Linked DNA regions of Mus musculus: region 1 is linked to region 2. The links are chromatin contacts, found by Hi-C or POLR2A ChIA-PET in ENCODE. All regions are on one chromosome and are shown on one strand. The core of a region is the stretch at or near the end of the contact, and the rest is flanking DNA. Distances in the headings are between cores, read along the strand shown. Region 1 holds the start of Map1lc3a (microtubule-associated protein 1 light chain 3 alpha). Region 2 holds the start of Dynlrb1 (dynein light chain roadblock-type 1).

What was found. A loop is a pair of places that touch in the nucleus more often than their neighbours do. ChIA-PET counts read pairs that join two places held with the same protein, here RNA polymerase II (POLR2A).
Region 1: a map of left cerebral cortex shows a loop between it and region 2 (4-fold over the local background). The contact joins the promoter of Map1lc3a here to the promoter of Dynlrb1 in region 2. A Hi-C loop is called at or near these places in 8 of 37 maps with a recorded cell type or tissue (T-helper 2 cell, adrenal gland, gastrocnemius and 2 more). POLR2A ChIA-PET finds 5 or more read pairs at or near these places in 4 of 5 experiments (Patski and embryonic stem cell).

Annotation. Positions count from the first base shown.
Region 1 is chr2:155,274,056-155,277,988 of GRCm38, forward strand. It overlaps Map1lc3a (microtubule-associated protein 1 light chain 3 alpha), which reads left to right and starts at 2,309. Exons shown (of 4, transcript NM_025735.3): 1 at 2,309-2,591; 2 at 2,903-2,958; 3 at 3,043-3,149; 4 at 3,420-3,933. The coding sequence starts at 2,552. The coding sequence ends at 3,582.
Region 2 is chr2:155,234,408-155,238,293 of GRCm38, forward strand. Dynlrb1 (dynein light chain roadblock-type 1) reads left to right here and starts at 2,126. Exons shown (of 4, transcript NM_025947.3): 1 at 2,126-2,210. The coding sequence starts at 2,208. It overlaps Gm52565 (a long non-coding RNA gene), which reads right to left and starts at 2,096. Exons shown (of 2, transcript XR_003954076.1): 1 at 2,001-2,096.

The DNA.
Region 1 (3,933 bases), core at 1,059-3,558, 40 kb after region 2:
GGCCTCTTGTAAACACTATGGCCTTCCTTCTTCTTACTTTTCTTGGCGAGTCCTAAAATTTGGGATGACAGGCATGTGCCACCATGTCCAATCTATGTGAAGCTGAGATCAAACCTAGGGTGTCCTGCATGGGAGGCATGTACTCTACCCACTGAGCCGCACCCCAAGGATGTGGCGTTTTTATAGGTGAGTACGAGACTCCTCCAGGTCTGTGCTATTTACCTTCCTATTTACGTTCCTACATGATCCGCTTCTGGCTCCCATGGTTCAGAGCCCTTCACTACCCACCCTTTCAGTATTTAAAACCATATTTTACATTTCTATTCTCTCTCTCTTTTTTAAAGGATTTACTTATTTATTTATTTTGTATATGTGAGTACCCTGTAGCTGTCTTCAGACACACCATAAGAGGGCATCCGATCTTATTCCTGATGGTTGCGAGTCACCATGTGGTTGCTGGGATTTGAACTCAGGACCTCTAGAAGAGGAGTCAGTGCTCTTAACCCCTGAGCCATCTCTCCAGCCCCATTTCTATTCTCTTAATGATCTTTCCTGCTGTGTCTTTTTTTTTTTTTTTTTTACATTTATCTATTTGCTGTGTGGAAGTTGTTCTTCTACCACCATAGACAGAAAATATTTTAATATTTAAAATATTAAAAAAAATTCTTCTCGGATTCAGTAGAGAGATGTCCTGAGACAGATTTAGTAATCCTGTCACTTGCTGAAAGGGAAGCCAGAACATTGCAGAAACCTCAAAACAAAGGCTAATCCTTGCACTAACAGATTTTCTTGTAGGGGAAGGTGTCTAAGGTTAGTGAAGGCACTAAATAGGACTTAAGGTCATAATTTAGGGAAGTAATCCTACCGCCCCACCCTAATTTGGGGCTGCCACATACCAGGCATTGAGCTGCCTGGAGAAGGTAGAGATGGGATATAAGGCCTGGTTGAATCCCTTTGTAGGTGGAGCCTCTAGGATCTAACATATTCCGAAAATTGAACCCACATCCTCATGCTTGCGGGCAAGCACCCTACCTGACCAAGCAGACAATAATATCTTTCCAAACAAATCCAGCTCCCTAAGACATTTAAAAAGCAAAACAAAACCCAAAACACAAGGTCTCACTATCTAGACCAGGCTGGCCTTGAACTCAAGAGACCATCCCGTCTCTGCCCACAGAGCTGGGGTTAAGGAGGCACCGCCACCCAGCCTCTTTAAGGCAATCTCAGCTGAATTCTTGTTACCTTAGCAGCTTGTTTTTGTACCAATCACTACCATTTCTGTCCATAAGCAGTTGTTTAGAATTACTCAAGCGTGCATCTGTTAACTTGGTTCCCATCAAATTTCTTCCCTTTGAGCTGTATGTTTCTGAAGTACAAACTAACTTTTTTTTTCAAACAATGGTCCTTTGTAAATTCTTTTGTTTTATCTTTTTTCTTCCTTACTTCAACTCTAGCCCATCCTCCTGCCTCAAACTCCCATAGAGCTAGGACTACAAATGAGAGCCAGCTACATCTGGCATTGATTCTGGCTTTCAATCGATTTTTAAAGTTCTTCAAGGGGCCGCCTCTCCGTGTCCGTCCAGTCCCTCTATCCCCTCCACCTCCCGCAAAACCTGAGATACTGAACTTAAGCCTTCCATCTGCTAGGCAAGTATCCTACCCTGACCCTCGGTAACATTCCCAGACCATACTTCTTTCTATCCTACCAAGGGGCTCTACCTGTAAAATCTGACTTCGCGTGTTGTCAGTTCCGAATGTTCTCCATCTCATGGTTAACCACTTCTGATATAGCCCCCCCATTCAGCGATTCTCTCCTGCTTTATCTAAACCACCTATTAACCAACCTCACTCTGGAAATCTATGCTTTCTATGGTTGTTCCAGAATTCTTTGAAAGCCTGGGTGGGGGGTCTGGAGCAATGGTTCGACAATTAAGAGCCCTTGCTATTATTTCAGAGGACCTAAGCTTGATTCCCAGCAGTGCGATTAACTCCAGCCTAAGGAAATCCGATGCTATGTTCTGCATCCGCGGGCATACACTTACAGACACATTAAAAATTTTAAAACTCTGGGTGTTCCATCCTCTCCCCGCTCCACCTTCCTTCTCGAATGCTAAACTCGATGAAGGTGCGGTGAACTACTCCGCAGCGTCGAGAGACTGGATGGAGGCGACAAATGCCTGGCTTCTGAGTCTGTGGCGCCAAAGAGAGGAGCTTGCCATCGTGACGTCACAGAACTGTGACGCGCCCTGGAGCTCCGCCTCCTTACGACCTGCGCCGGGAATCCGGGCTGTCTGCGCCGTGGCGTCACAGGTCCAGGCAGGCGGGTTTTCCGTCGGCCCAATGGGAGCGGCGCGCCGGCCTCCCCTTTAAGGAATGTTGTGACCTGACGTCACCCAGGCGAGTTACCTCCCGCAGCCGCCACCGCCAGGCTCAGCGCGAGCCCCGCAGCCCTTGAGCTCGAGCCCCGGAGCCCCCGGCGCGCCGAACCGCAGACGCATCTCTGAGCCGCGCACCCCGGAGCCCCGGCTGCGCGCCCCGCCGGGCCCGCGCGATGCCCTCCGACCGGCCTTTCAAGCAGCGGCGCAGCTTCGGTGAGGCCCTGGGGGGCGAACTGCCATCGGGGATCGAGGGATGGGGGTGCCAGTCGACCCCGATTGCCGCAGGTGACGTCAGCCCCATGACGTCAGGCACCGGCCGGCCGGACCCCGGGTGGAGAGGCCGCAAGGCCTGGCAGGGTCGCCCGCCTCCCTACCGCGTCCCCCCGGTGGAGGGCTGCGGGGCCGACGGCCCCGGGGGCGGGCGCTGGGGCGGGGCGGGCCGGGAGCCGCCCCTCGGGGATCAGCGAGGCGGAGTCGCGGGAGGCCTCAGCACCGCTGGGCCTCACACAGAGCTCTGTCCGCAGCCGACCGCTGTAAGGAGGTGCAGCAGATCCGCGACCAGCACCCCAGTAAGATCCCGGTGAGTCTCTAGCACCCCCCAGCCACGCCCTGCCCTGCCAGGTCCCGCCCTTGGCTTACGAGTCCCCCGCCCACTCCACTCCAGGTGATCATCGAGCGCTACAAGGGTGAGAAGCAGCTGCCTGTCCTGGATAAGACCAAGTTTCTGGTCCCAGACCATGTTAACATGAGCGAGTTGGTCAAGATCATCCGGTGCGTGGGCAGCCTCCTACAGGCCTTGGGTGGGGCAGGGTCAGGTTCCACAAGAAGGGATGGAGTGGGGCGAGGGGACTGATTTGGGACACCGGGCCCCTGTTCTAGGAGGCTGGAAAAGACCAAGGTCGGGGTTGGGACGAGCTTCAGTAGAGGTGAGAGCCTCTGGCTGAGATGGACCGAAAGTGAAGGTTCAGTAACATTTTGGGAGGGTCACCTAGGCCTCCAGCAGGCAGCCTCCTCACCTGGCATGCCTGCCTGCCTCCACAGGCGCCGCCTGCAACTCAACCCCACGCAGGCCTTCTTCCTGCTGGTCAACCAGCACAGCATGGTGAGCGTCTCCACACCCATCGCTGACATCTATGAACAGGAGAAGGATGAAGACGGATTCCTCTACATGGTCTACGCCTCCCAAGAAACCTTCGGCTTCTGAGTCAAGAGGAGGGGAGGGGGGTGGCTGGGAGTTCTGGTCAGGTTCTCCCCAGGGAGGTCCTGGCTCCTAAACTAAGCTATTTCAGTCCCCAGTGGATTAGGCAGAGATGTGACACCCACTCCCCCCCCCAGGTAGGGGCCACCAGCCAGCCTACCACATCCTGGGTAGGTCCTGGGCCAGTCATGTTCGGGTTGCTCTTTTGGGTGCTGGCTGGGTTGGGAGTGGGTGGGGAGCAGCATCCCTGCTCTGTGGGGTTTGTCATTTTGTTAGGCCCTTGCCTGTCTGCCCATCTTGCCCCTCATCCACCTGAGGCTTTGCCTCCTGCCAGGACCTGCCCCACCCCTGAAAGGC
Region 2 (3,886 bases), core at 876-3,375:
ACTTCTACAATTATTTGGAATGAAGACCTGGAGGTGAGGGACATTGTACATTATTTCCAGTGTTCAGTAACCATTTCTTTGTTTATGATAGCTTTTTAAGTGGTTTTCCTGAGTAGCCCTGCTGCCCTGGCCCTTTCTTTCTCTGTAGATGAAGCTAGCCTCCAGAGCAGAGGTCTGCCTGCTTCTGCCTCCCTAAAGTGTGCACCGTTACACCCCACCTCCAGTCTTTGCAGACACCACACTCAACATACAATCCATGAGCCACCATGTGTGTTCTGGAAACTTAACCCAGGTCCCCAGTATGAGCACCAAGTGCTCTTAGCCAGTAGCCCTCTCCGCTTTGAGACAGCCTTTGTAATCCAGGTTGTCCTGAAGCTATGAAAATTAGGCTGCCATCAAACTTACAGAAATCCTGAATGCTGGTGTTAAAGGCATGTACTAATGGCCCTTTAAAAAGCTATTTTGAGGAAATTTTAGAGTTGCCTGCACTTTTAAAATCTAGCTTTCTCCAGCATTGCCCCAGCTGATCTGGTACAGTTATCGAAACTAACAAAGTAGTGTGGTAGCACCTTAATTACACCCCCTACTCAGAGTCCACTGTTCTCATTGTGGCCATTCATCATCTTTCATGACCTTGAGATTTTGTTTTGTTGGGGGTTGCTTATGTTTCTGCTTTGGAGACAAGCATCCATCTGTGAAGCTCAAGCTGGCCTAGAACCTGCTATCCTGCTTCAGCCTTCCAGGTGCTGAGATTACAGCTGTGTGCCAACCAGACCTGATTGACTTTGAGATCCTCCTCAGCCCAGTACATCCTTTTGGAGAGAGTGCTGTTCAATGCCATGGAGCAGTGGTTCTCAACATGTGGGTGGGTCATGACCCCTTTGGGGTAGCATATCAGATATCCTGAATATCAGATATTTATATTACAACTCATAACAGTAACAAAATTAGTCATGAAGTAGCTACGAAATCATTGTATGGTTGGGGGTCACCACAACCTGAGGAACTGAATTAAAAGGTCAGAGTATGCCGGGCGTGGTGGCGCACGCCTTTAATCACAGCACTCCGGAGGCAGAGGCAGGTGGATTTCTGAGTTCGAGGCCAGCCTGGTCTACAAAGTGAGGTCCAGGACAGCCAGGGCTATACAGAGAAACCCTGTCTCGAAAAACAAAAATAAATAAATAAATAAATAAATAAAAATCAGAGTATTAGGAGGGTTGAAGACGATTGCCTTAGAGAATATCCCTCAATATGGGTTTAATTTTCTTAAGATTGGATTTTAGTGGCAAATGCCAGGGAGGTCATGTTCCCTTAGTCCATCATACTAGGTGCACAGGACATCAATACAGATACCGTTATCCTTGGTCTGATTTAGTGATGCCTGCTGCACTCTTAATGCAAACCTCACTGAGGAAAAGGTACTTGCCATGAAACTCTGGAAGCAGATCATCAGGCTTGGTGTCAGCAAGTCCCATTGCGGGAAGAAACGTTCGTGAAGAAAGTGGAGGTGCCAATCACACAGTGAGGCTATTGAAGTAAGCTATGCGACTTTCCTGCGACAAAGGTTCGTTACATGCCAGTGTTTTAAGCTAGGTTTTCTGCTAGAAACCCGGATATTTTTCATAGCCTGCAAGAGTACACAATGACCAGAGGACAAGACAGGTCTTTGGGAGAACTGGTCCTCTAAAGAGGTGAGAAACTGGCAGGGCAAAGAAGTAAAAAAAAAAAAAAAAAAAAAAAAGTTTCTTTCAAGAAACACAGGCATGCGGTGGAGCTCGCGACCCCACATCTTACACGCCCAGGACAGCCTTGACTAATTCATCCCAGAGCTTGTTCATGAGATGCCCAACCTCGGGGCTGCCCATGTCCTCAGCTCATTTAGGTTCCTGCTCTCTGCCTCAATCTGGGCCAAAGGGAATTAGTTCAGCAACAGTTGGCCTCAGCCCAGGGACCTGGATTGAATACTGAAAACACGCCAAGACATGACAACTCGTCCTCACCGATGGAGAGGAAATTCTCCACAGCAGCTTCCTTCTTTCCCAAAGGGTTGAGTCCTTGCTTCGTTGACTCCCGTCAGCCCGCCCATCACTGCTGGCTCCTGATAGGCTGCTCGATCTGTCCGTCTCCACAAAGGACTGTGCGCAGGCTCAGAAGGGCGGGGAACGCGGCTAAGTGTTGGCGATTCGGAGCTGCAGGATCCGTCCGAGATGGTGAGTGTCCACCCAAGGCGGCGGTAGCGGGCTGCGGCCACCCGGCGTGACCATCCCCCGGTAGGGGTTCTGGTCGTTGGGCGTCGCCCCGCGGGACCCGGGGATGCGGGCCTTTAGTCCCAGCCGAGGCGGAGCGACCGGAAGCTGGTCTGTGAGGGGTCGCCCCGGAGGCCCGCCCTCCGGCTCGAGTACAGTTTTGCTTTTTGGTCAGTGTTGGGAGACCCCGGCCGGGCTGCGACGTTTTCTGAAGTCCGGCATATGGCAGGCACCCTGGGCGTAAGCGCTTACGTGCATGGCCTTTCCTCCTCCGCTCTGGGAAGTAGGTACGGCCATTAGGGCCATCTTCACACTTGGAATCCTAAGGCAGCGATCCCCGGGATTCGAACTCTGCAGGCTTGACTGCTGCCTGTGGGTTCAGTTTGGCGTTGGGGTCAGGTACCGGCGAGGTCCACCCCACGGGGGTCAGGGTGGTGCTTTCAACCCTCACAAGTGTACAGAATTTATAAGGCCTTTTCCGTCGTTAAACCAAACCTCAGAATTTTATTTACAACGGATGCACGCTTGCAATTCCAGCTCTGGGAAGGCGAAGGCAAAAGCAAAAGGATTTGAAGTTGGAGGGCAGCTTAGGATATAAAACGCCCAAGCTATTTTTGTTTTTAAAGTTAAATATTTTATGTATATAAGTAGTGTTTTGCTTGTATGTATTGTTAAGTGTTCCTGCTGCTAAAGAAGGGTTTCGTGGGCACTCCACGGAAGCCCAGGAACCACACAGCTCTGAGGGGAGAAGGTGTCCCATGGAAGGGCATACTGAGACACGGGGCCAGGAAGCACACAACTCTGAGAGGAAGTCTCCTCAACAGCAGGGAGGGTATCCCCAGCTGAGCCGGGTAGTTCAGGAGTCTCATTGCAGGGACAAATCCAGGGTGTGGAGGGATGAATCCTGGGGTGGCTGTCTCTGCTCTGGGAAGTGGGCAGCAGGACACCAAACAAAGAAGAAGTCTTAAGTAGGATTTCTTAGGTGGCAGAGCTTCTCAGGGCAGAGATTTCCAGAGTGAGAATTGGTTGGGATTTGGGGGAGCTCTGGGATTGGTAGGTTTTCCTGTCCAGGCATTGGTGGGGTTTTTTTGCCCCCCTTTTCCTTCATCAGGACCATTGAGCTAGGATGGGAAGGCCTTCCCAACTGCAGGCAGCTGCCATCACTGTTGAGATGTTTGGGGAGGCCAGAGAGGACATGGTACCAGGGGTACCTCCTGATGGCTGAGGCAGCTCCAGTGAGGGCTATAGGCTGAGGCAGGAGCAGAGGTGCAGCCATTTTGACAGCTGCAGCCTGCTGCTTAGTGAATACATGTCTATGTATAATGTGCCTGGAGAGGCATCAGATGGGGACTGGATTTACTGATGCCTGTGAGCCACCATATAAGTGCTGGGAGTCAAATTCACTCCTATATGGAAGAATATCCAGTGCTTTTAATTACTTTTTTTAGTCCCAGAAAACTAAGCAACTGAGAAGGAAACAGACTGGCATCACCTAGACAGTGGTTATCAACCTGTGGGTCTCAGCACACAGGGATCACATATCAGATACTTAGAGTTATGAAGTAACAGTGAAATAATTTCGTGGCTGGGGGTCACTACAACATGAGGAACCATATTAAAGGGTCACAGATTGGGAGGGT